Linked DNA regions of Homo sapiens: regions 1 and 3 are each linked to region 2. The links are chromatin contacts, found by Hi-C or POLR2A ChIA-PET in ENCODE. All regions are on one chromosome and are shown on one strand. Each heading gives the region's core, a stretch centred on a gene start or an enhancer-like site at or near the end of the contact. The rest is flanking DNA. Distances are from core to core; before and after follow the strand shown.

Region 1 (2,775 bases), core at 201-2,700, 3.2 Mb after region 2:
TTGATTAGGAAAACTGAAATTAAGACGTGACATTTTAACTTTCCGAAGAATGCTCCTTTTTAAGAAAACACCAAAACTGGAAACAAGAGGTTACACTTCAAGATATTGCAAAACATTACTATTATTTGTCTAATCACTCGGCCATTTTCTCAAGATTGAGGAGGAAATCCCACCTATGCCAATTTATCCTTTCGAAAAAAGACACCCGGGCCAGGCGCGGTGGCTCACGCCTGTAATCCCAGCATTTTGGGAAACCGAGGTGGGCGGATCACTTGAGGTCAGATGTTCGAGACCAGCCTGGCCAAAATAGTGAAACCCCGTCTCTACTAAAAATACAAAAATTAGCCGGGCGTGGCGGTGCGCGCCTCTAGTCCCAGACACTCGGGAGACTGAGGCAGGAGAATCGCTTGAACCCAGGAGGCGGAGGTTGCAGTGAGCCGAGAACGCGCCACTGCACTCCAGCTTGGGTGACAGAGACTCCAACTCAAAAGAAAAAGAAAAAAAGACACCCATAAAAGAAAAGCTGGTGTTCAAAGATAGGTAAAGAAAACAAAGTCTGCCAAACCTGCCGCACTCCCCCAAGGGCCAGGAGGACGGGCGGGGCTTTCGAAATTTCCATTGCGTAACAGCGGGCCGCCGGGCGCGAGCAGCACAGCGGTGAGTGTAGTCGCCCGCGCCTCGCCAGGGGGCGCCCCGGGTCCCACCCGGCCCGGCCCGGCCCGGCCCGCCCCGCCCCGCCCCGCCCCAGCCCGGCCGCCCGCCAGCCCGCCCGCCCCGGCCTCGAACTCGAACTCCCGCGTCCTAGTTCTAACTCACCAGAAAAAAACCTCTGCACTTCATCGGCCGAGCAAGACCAGGGCAAGCCCCGGACCTTCACCACGAATCCCTCTCCACCTTCCGTGCCCAACATCATCGTCTCTTACGCGGTCCGGCGTCGAAACAAACTGCAAAGCGGGGAGGACCAGAACTGAGAGCGCCAATTAAGCTGTCCTTCGCCTCCGAGGCGCGCCCGGGCCCGCACCGCCCCCCCACGGAGCAAAAACCGGGCGGATGCACCCACCCCGGCGACTCCAACACCTCCTCGTCCGGCGACCGGACCCCCAAAGCTGTCCTGAGCAACAGCTGTCGGCGCCCCGAACCGTGGGGGCCCGGGCCGAGAGCCAGCGTAGAGGAAAGGAAATGGCGGCGGCCGCTTCCGCTCCGCCTCCTCCGACTTCTCACACAATAGAGTCGGCGCGGCCTGCAGGCCTCAGCGGCGGTGCCGAGATTCAGCGAACCACTCGCGGCTCTCGACGGCAGCCTGCAGCTCGCCAAGGTCCCCGTGGCCCTCCCAGAGATATGGGGACAAACAATCCTCGCAAAAACGGTACCCACCGTGGTCGCTGAACTGCAAGCGAGGACCCACCGCGACTCACCTAGACACGCGACTTCTGCGTGGCTAAGACGAAATGGCCAGCGGGCGCCTGCGCAACCTAAATAAGGTCCCTTGTGCGAGTTCTGCGCACGCGCAGCCAGCTGCCCGCACCGCCCCGTTGCGTCACAAAGAGCTCTGGCGCATGCGTAATTTCAAGAGCCAGCCCACCTCCCGCCGGCGGATTATTACACGCTTGGGTTTTGGGCTCAGCACCCCCACCCATAAACCCGCCGGGCTTTTTGTTGCGCCTGCGCCTTCCCGCGAATATTGAACTTCGGAGTCCTAGCGGTTTATAATTATTTCATGCGCATGCGTCTTCCTTGAAACCGTTCTCTAGCCTTACCCGCCAGCGTGGGGGAGGGGAATGGCGGCCGCCTGTTCCCTATGGGACTGTATAGGAGTCCCGAGCTCTGGGTTGTGATGAGGTGGGCGTCTTTCTACCCCTTGCCCCCAGGCTCTTACCGGCGCGCTCCTGGCCGACCTGAAAGGAGGGGCGCGGCCTTCAGGCGTTCCCACTCCCCGCGCCGCCTGTCTTCCCTTTATCCCCAAACCGGCCGAAGCTGGTCAGCTGCAGATTGTCGAACGTCCTGGGAGCTGCGGGGCTGCGGACGTCCCGCGCCCGAAGCCACCCGTATGGTGCCTGGGGCACGTCCCAGCCCTGTGTGCCTCCACTTCCCCTTACCTGCCGTCGTCGGGCCTAGGGCCCCGGTCGGCGCGAGGTTTCCGTGCCTGTGGCTCGCGCCTGTACCCAGCTTTTGCCTAACGAATTCGCACCCTGTGTACCCCTTGACCCGCCTAACGGTCGGCAGGCCTTGACTGCCCTGGGGCCCTGGCACGAGGAGGGATCGCGAGCGCGGGCTCCACGGGTGCGCGCCGGCCTCTGCGCTCGGTAGGTTACCGCTGCATCTCCCAGAGCAGAATTGGTAAGAGTGCGTCCATTCACCAGGCGTAGACGCTGCATTCGAGGAGGCCCCCGGGTCACCCCATGTGCACACATGCTGCGAGATGACTAATGTTCGTGGTTTCTAGCAGCACTGCCCAAAACCTAAGATGCCGTAGCCTCCCAGGCCTCCCCATGTCTGATTTGGCTGCCTTCCTCACCCCAGCTTTAGTGGACACAGACAATACACAAATTAACAATAAGGTAGTGCTGGACCCTGCCGCAGAGCTACCTTAGCTAGTGCAAGCCTGAGTGCCACCCTGGGAAGATGCGGACAAAGCATGTTTCCAACCCCAGTGCCACAGAGTCCGAATCCAGTTTTGACAGGTTTGAGAAAAAGTAGAGAGGACATCAAAAGAAAGACAGGAGCCCAGAGCTAAGCAGGGCCTGATCTTCAAAGGCCACTTAGGCCTTGGCAAGG
Region 2 (2,944 bases), core at 238-2,737:
GAGATGGGGTTTTGCCATGTTGGCCAGGCCGGTCTCAAACTCCTGGCCTCAAGTAATCCGTCTGTGCCTTTTACCCCCAACACAATCTTGGTGACAAGGACTTTGTGTTTTGTTCTCTATTAAATCCCCAGGGTGCTTAGGATGTGACATGTTCTCAATAAGTAGTTAACCTAATGAATGGGCTTCGCGAATGAATTTGTTCCATTGCCTTAGGCAAGTTTCTTTTTATTCTTTCATGCCAGAGGAAAATGGCACTACCATTTCTTGAATAAATGTGAGGCTACAGCCACACAGTTAGATAGTCCCTAAGGCAAGGAGTGTTATACCCATTTTATAGATAGGCAGGCAGAGAAAGATGAATTGCTTGCTTTTCTTTTGGGAACCTGGATTCTTTTAATAGTTGTTGAAGCCTCCAGGGGGCCAGGCGGATCACTTGAGGCCCAGCCTGGCCAACATAGCGAAACCCTGCCTCTACTAAAACCACAAAAATCAGCCGGGTATGGTGGCACACGCTTATAATCCCAGCTATTTGGGACGCTGAGGTGGGATATAGCTTGAACCCGGGAAGGAGACTGCAGTCAGGGAAGCCTAGGGAAGCCTCAGACCAAGGATGATTGAATAACAAAGAAAAGGTGTAAGTAAAGATCTCCAACTCTTAGGGAGTACTAATTAGGAAAGTTAAGGGTAGAAAAAGATAAATTAAGGAAAATACCGTTGAGATGCTAATGGGTTAATTTCAGAGAAAAAAGACTGAGTAGAGGGGGTATGGGGAATGTGTGCTGGGGAGGGAGTGTGACGAAGGTCGTAAAGAGACCCTTGCTCAACGTCAGTTGAGCGTTCTGACTGTGGGGAGGTCGAAAACTCGGAAGGGCCTGAGGGAAGGAATGGGCAGTACCACGTTCTGACACCTAGGTCAGTATGGCGGGGGAAGAGTAAAGAAGACAAGGACCGAGACCCTGCCATGTCAGTACCTTTCTCTTACGGAGGGGCACCGCCCTGTTGGGGTCCACAGCCAACCCCATCTCGGCCAGGTTCTGCCGTACCGATTTAGCGTGGTCCCAGGCATGTCGGATGTGGGAGCTACCGGCAAAGAGAGACATCGCGGATCCGTCATCTCGCGGACCGTCCCGGCCGAGGCCCACGGCCACCCGGAACCCCAGCCCCCTCACCATTCGATCCGCGGCGCTGCCTTCCGTCGAGCATTCCGGTTCAGACGCTTTCGGTTGACACTGTAACCAAACTTCTGCCTCCGGGTTTTGCCCTTGGCCTTGGGCATCGCGCTGACCACCGCACCAGCAGCTCAAACACGCTGCCTCTGTCTCTCAGACCTCGTGTAACAAACTCCTTCCGGAAGGCGTGCACAAGGCTTTGCGGGCATTTGGGGAAATGTAGTCCTTTTGTAGCACTACCGTGCTGAGCACTACGACTCCCAGGATGCAACGAGCATTTGCGCCTGCGTACAAGGCTCAATTTATTCGTTTCCCCGCCCCTTTCATGACCTTCACCGGGAGGCTGAGGTCGGAGTCCCGATTTTCTCCTGCTGCTGTGGCCCGGACATGGCGACTCCCGGCCCTGTGATTCCGGAGGTCCCCTTTGAACCATCGAAGCCTCCAGTCATTGAGGGGCTGAGCCCCACTGTTTACAGGAATCCAGAGAGTTTCAAGGAAAAGTTCGTTCGCAAGACCCGCGAGAACCCGGTGGTACCCATAGGTAAGTGGGTGCGGTAGGAACTGCACAAGGAGAGGACAGTGATGTCGGAGGGAAGGAAGTAGAGAAGGACCAGAGCGCTAGCGGGGAGCGGAAGGAGAGCGGACTAGAGAAGAGACGAGGGGGCGGGGCGGTGAGGGGCGAAACTGATTGGAGCGGGAGCAGCGGGTTTAGGGGGCGGGATTTGGGGCCTAAGATTGGGAGGACTCTGTAACTAGGAAGACCTCGACTCGACCTACCCTCGCCGCCCTCCCTCCGCTGTGATCCAGAGATCTTGGCTTTGGGGAAGCGAGACCCAAAGCGGGGAATGACCTGCGGGGCCCGACCTGCTGTTTCCCAGTTGCTTTGTCCCCTCCTCAGGTTGCCTGGCCACGGCGGCCGCCCTCACCTACGGCCTCTACTCCTTCCACCGGGGCAACAGCCAGCGCTCTCAGCTCATGATGCGCACCCGGATCGCCGCCCAGGGTTTCACGGTCGCAGCCATCTTGCTGGGTCTGGCTGTCACTGCTATGAAGTCTCGACCCTAAGCCCAGGGTCTGGCCTTGAAAGCTCCGCAGAAATGATTCCAAAACCCAGGGAGCAACCACTGGCCCTACCGTGGGACTTACTCCCTCCTCTCCTTTGAGAGGCCCATGTGTCGCTGGGGAGGAAGTGACCCTTTGTGTAACTGTAACCGAAAGTTTTTTCAAAAATCCTAGATGCTGTTGTTTGAATGTTACATACTTCTATTTGTGCCACATCTCCCCTCCACTCCCCTGCTTAATAAACTCTAAAAATCCACTTGTATTTAATTCAGTATCATCCCCATGGTTTTTGGTCTTTGATTTTGGAGGAAACGGACTTTGGAGTGGTGCTTAGAAATCGTGTAGTCTAGTGATTCCCGAACTTTCCTAGTAACAGCCACCCAGGGCACTTTGAAAGCAGAGATTTGGCCAGGCGCAGTGGCTCACACCTGTAATCCCAGCACTCTGGGAGGCCGAAGCGAGCGGATCACCTGAGGTCAAGAGTTCAAGACCAGCCTGACCAACATGGAGAAACCCCATCTCTACTAAAAATACAAAATTAGCTGGGCGTGGTGTTGCGTGCCTGTAATCCCAGCTACTCGCGAGGCTGAGGCAGGAGAATCACTTGAACCCGGGAGGCGGAGGTTGTGGTGAGCTGAGATCGCGCCATTGCACTTCAGCCTGGGCAACAAGAGCAAAACTCCATCTCAAAAAAAAAAAAAAAAAAAAAGAAT
Region 3 (2,849 bases), core at 285-2,784, 3.3 Mb after region 2:
AGGAGGGCCTTGTTCTGAGTTGCAGCTGGAAGGGTGAGGGGTAGGGAATGGTAGCAAGACAAGTAAGTAGGTACTTAAAGGAGGAGTAGGACTTTGCCAGGTGGGTTGAGGATGGAAAATGGAGAACTTCTAGGCAGAGGGAAGAGCCGAGCAGGGCTTTCTTTTTCTTTTTTTTTGAGACTGAGTCTCGCTGTCGTTGCCCGAGCTGGAGTGCAATTGCGCGATCTTGGCTCACTGCAACCTCCACCTCCCGGGTTCCAGCAGTTCTCCTGCCTCAGCCTCTTGAGTAGCTGAGATTACAGGCGCCTGCCATCACCCCCACCTGATTTTTGTATTTTTAGTGAAGACGGGGTTTCACCATGTTGGCCAGGCTGGTCTCGAACTCCTGACCTCAGGTGATCCACCCAACTCGGCCTCCCAAAGTGCCCGGATTACAGGCATGAGTCACTGCGCCTGGCCTTTTTTTTTTTTTTTTTTTTTTTTTTGTATTTTTAGTAGAAATGGGGTTTCACCTTATTGGCCAGGCTGGTCTCGAACTCCGGACCTCAGGTGATCTGCCCGCCTCAGCGCCAAAGTGCTGGGATTACAGGTGTGAGCCACTGTACCCGGCAGGGCAGGACTTTCATATTTCAGATGTGAACACGAGCTTGGATAGGATTGGTGCTGGGAAGAGCAGAAGAGGAAGCTGGGAAGGTGGACCAGTGCACTATGTGAAGGTGCCCTACAGGCAGGCTCGGAAGCTTAGACTTCCTTTTGTGGGTAAGAGGGAACTGCTGAAGGATTAGAAAGCCGGGGTTAGATCTGGATTCTGAAAGCAATCTGGGAGGATATCTAGCATAGCCAACAGCATTATTGCCCTCATCATTCAGTCATTTGATAGACTTGAACTAGCATCTGCTCTGTGCCAGACTCTGGTCTTGGGAAGGGGACCTGAAACAGCCTCTGCCTGCCCTCAAGGTGCTCCTAATCCAGCTTGGAAGACAGATGCGTGTATAGACCACAGTCCAGTGTGTTCACTGACATCCTGGGGTGTGTGCCATGGGCTAGACCTATGCATAGGGCTCAAAGTATCAGGGATTGTGCACACTAAACATGACTTTTATTCCAAACAAACTGTGCCCTCAGGAAGTCCAAAGTCCAGATAACAGACAAGTCCCATTTTGCTCACTTCTCTCTGCACCCCCCACCCCTGCCCAGTAAGTGCTGATTCTATTATGTGAAAAAGGGAGCTATGTGTTGTTTCTAATTCCTCTTCTGCCCATGGGCAGTGAGAAGAGAAAGAACTAGAGCAGGGTTCCCTCTGTTATGCCTTCGTTAATTCATAATACACTTATCCCTCACATATAGGTGGACAGAGGCTGGATGGTACATACCATCCCCAAGATCTGGTTCAGGGAGATGGTCTCTGGAAGCCCACATCCAGGCCCACCCTTGAGATTGTATCTTCTCGGAGGATGTTTCCCCGTTAGTCCTCACTGTATGTTGTGCCTCACCTGGAAGATGGGGTGGAGTTGCTGAGCTGCTGTCCCAGGGCTAGTCCCATCTCTGACCCACTCAGCTCTTGTCCACCTGCTATGACTCACAATGCCTCCAGGCCAGGCCACCCCAGGACAAGAAGGGGTGCTGACCGCTGAGCTGTCAGATAGACTCTGGGCTCTCCCCTGCATGCATTCAGTGCATCATTGAGCACCTACTGTGTTCTAGGAACAGTTCTAGGGAAGTGAAGAACATATTCCCTCACTGAGCTGTCATTCTTGGCAGGGGAATGAAGGGAGTGATCATAAGCAGAGTCCAAGACAGGAATTTGTTCTAGGGGAACTAACAAGATAGTCTCTCAGGAAGCTAACAGAGCGTGTCATGGGTCAGGTTCCCTAGAAGCAGAGCCTAAGCTGAGCATTCTTGTTCAAGTGAATTATTGGGGAAATGCTCTCAGGAGAAGGGGGTGAGGGAAGCAAGACAGGGCGAGAAAAAGGCTAAGGCTGAGCCAGAGTGTGGTCTCACGTGGAGACTAGCTTCCGCTTGCTCTCATGGGGAACTCTGAGCACAAATGGCACCACAGTTAGGCCTCCTTAAAGCAAGGGAGCCCGTCTTTTGTACCCTCCTTCTACATGTCAGTTATTGGCCAGGGCAGCTGAGAGTTACCAGCCAGCTCCTACAGCACCTATGGGATGGGTGCACCACCAGTGATAGGGATCTCAGTAGGGCGCCAGCTGAGGAGGGAGGAAGATAATAGGATAGATGATGAAAATGAAAGGGCAGACTAGCCAACATGGCAAGACCCCATCTCTACAAAAACAAATTAGCTGGGCGTGGTGGCATGCGACTGTAGTCCCAGCTACTCAAGAGGCTGAGGTGGGAGGATCACCTGAGCCCAAGAGGTGAAAGCTGCAGTGAGCAGTGATTGTGCCACTGCACTCCAGCATGGGCGATAGAGACCCTGTGTTTAAAAAAAAAAAAAAAAAAAAGAGGGCCAGGCGCGATGTTTCATGCCTGTAAATCCCAGCACTTTGGGAGGGGAAGGTGGGTGGATCACCTGAAGTCAGAAGCTCGAGAACTGCCTGACCAACATGGTGAAACTCCGTGTCTACTAAAAATAGAAAAAATTAGCCGGGTGTGGTGGCGGGTGCCTGTAATCTCAGCTACTCAGGAGTCTGAGGCAGGAGAATTGCTTGAACCTGGGAGGCAGAGGTTGCAATGAGCGAAGATTGTGCCACTGCACTCCAACCTGGGCAACAAGAGCGAAACTCCATCTCAAAAAAAAAAAAAAGGAATGATTAAATTAATAAGAATATCCAGGCCGGGCACGGTGGCTCACGCCTGTAATCCCAGCACTTTGGGAGGCTGAGGCA

Evidence for each region. A loop is a pair of places that touch in the nucleus more often than their neighbours do. ChIA-PET counts read pairs that join two places held with the same protein, here RNA polymerase II (POLR2A). Pooled maps may share reads with other maps.
Region 1: a map with no recorded cell type shows a loop between it and region 2 (14-fold over the local background). The contact joins the promoter of HNRNPH1 here to the promoter of HIGD2A in region 2. A Hi-C loop is called at or near these places in 2 of 37 single-sample maps with no recorded cell type and 8 of 50 pooled maps. POLR2A ChIA-PET finds 5 or more read pairs at or near these places in 1 of 52 experiments (activated CD4-positive, alpha-beta T cell).
Region 3: a pooled map shows a loop between it and region 2 (26-fold over the local background). The contact joins the promoter of CBY3 here to the promoter of HIGD2A in region 2. A Hi-C loop is called at or near these places in 1 of 37 single-sample maps with no recorded cell type and 4 of 50 pooled maps. POLR2A ChIA-PET finds 5 or more read pairs at or near these places in 1 of 52 experiments (naive thymus-derived CD4-positive, alpha-beta T cell).

What each region holds. Positions count from the first base shown.
Region 1 is chr5:179,622,221-179,624,995 of GRCh38, forward strand. HNRNPH1 (heterogeneous nuclear ribonucleoprotein H1) reads right to left here and starts at 1,451. Exons shown (of 14, transcript NM_001257293.2): 1 at 1,375-1,451; 2 at 817-944. The coding sequence starts at 913. The region is part of intron 4 of LOC128966623 (a long non-coding RNA gene); the gene reads left to right. RefSeq lists enhancers at 1,223-1,392, 1,448-1,742, 1,492-2,277, 2,278-2,775.
Region 2 is chr5:176,387,264-176,390,207 of GRCh38, forward strand. HIGD2A (HIG1 hypoxia inducible domain family member 2A) reads left to right here and starts at 1,488. Exons shown (of 2, transcript NM_138820.4): 1 at 1,488-1,710; 2 at 2,068-2,498. The coding sequence starts at 1,557. The coding sequence ends at 2,234. It overlaps NOP16 (NOP16 nucleolar protein), which reads right to left and starts at 1,335. Exons shown (of 5, transcript NM_016391.8): 1 at 1,170-1,335; 2 at 972-1,080. The coding sequence starts at 1,276. It also overlaps a transcript of ARL10 not described here. RefSeq lists enhancers at 639-1,322, 974-2,173, 1,446-1,765, 1,966-2,185, 2,007-2,690.
Region 3 is chr5:179,679,500-179,682,348 of GRCh38, forward strand. It overlaps CBY3 (chibby family member 3), which reads right to left and starts at 1,535. Exons shown (of 2, transcript NM_001164444.2): 1 at 1,374-1,535. The coding sequence starts at 1,419. It also overlaps a transcript of CANX not described here.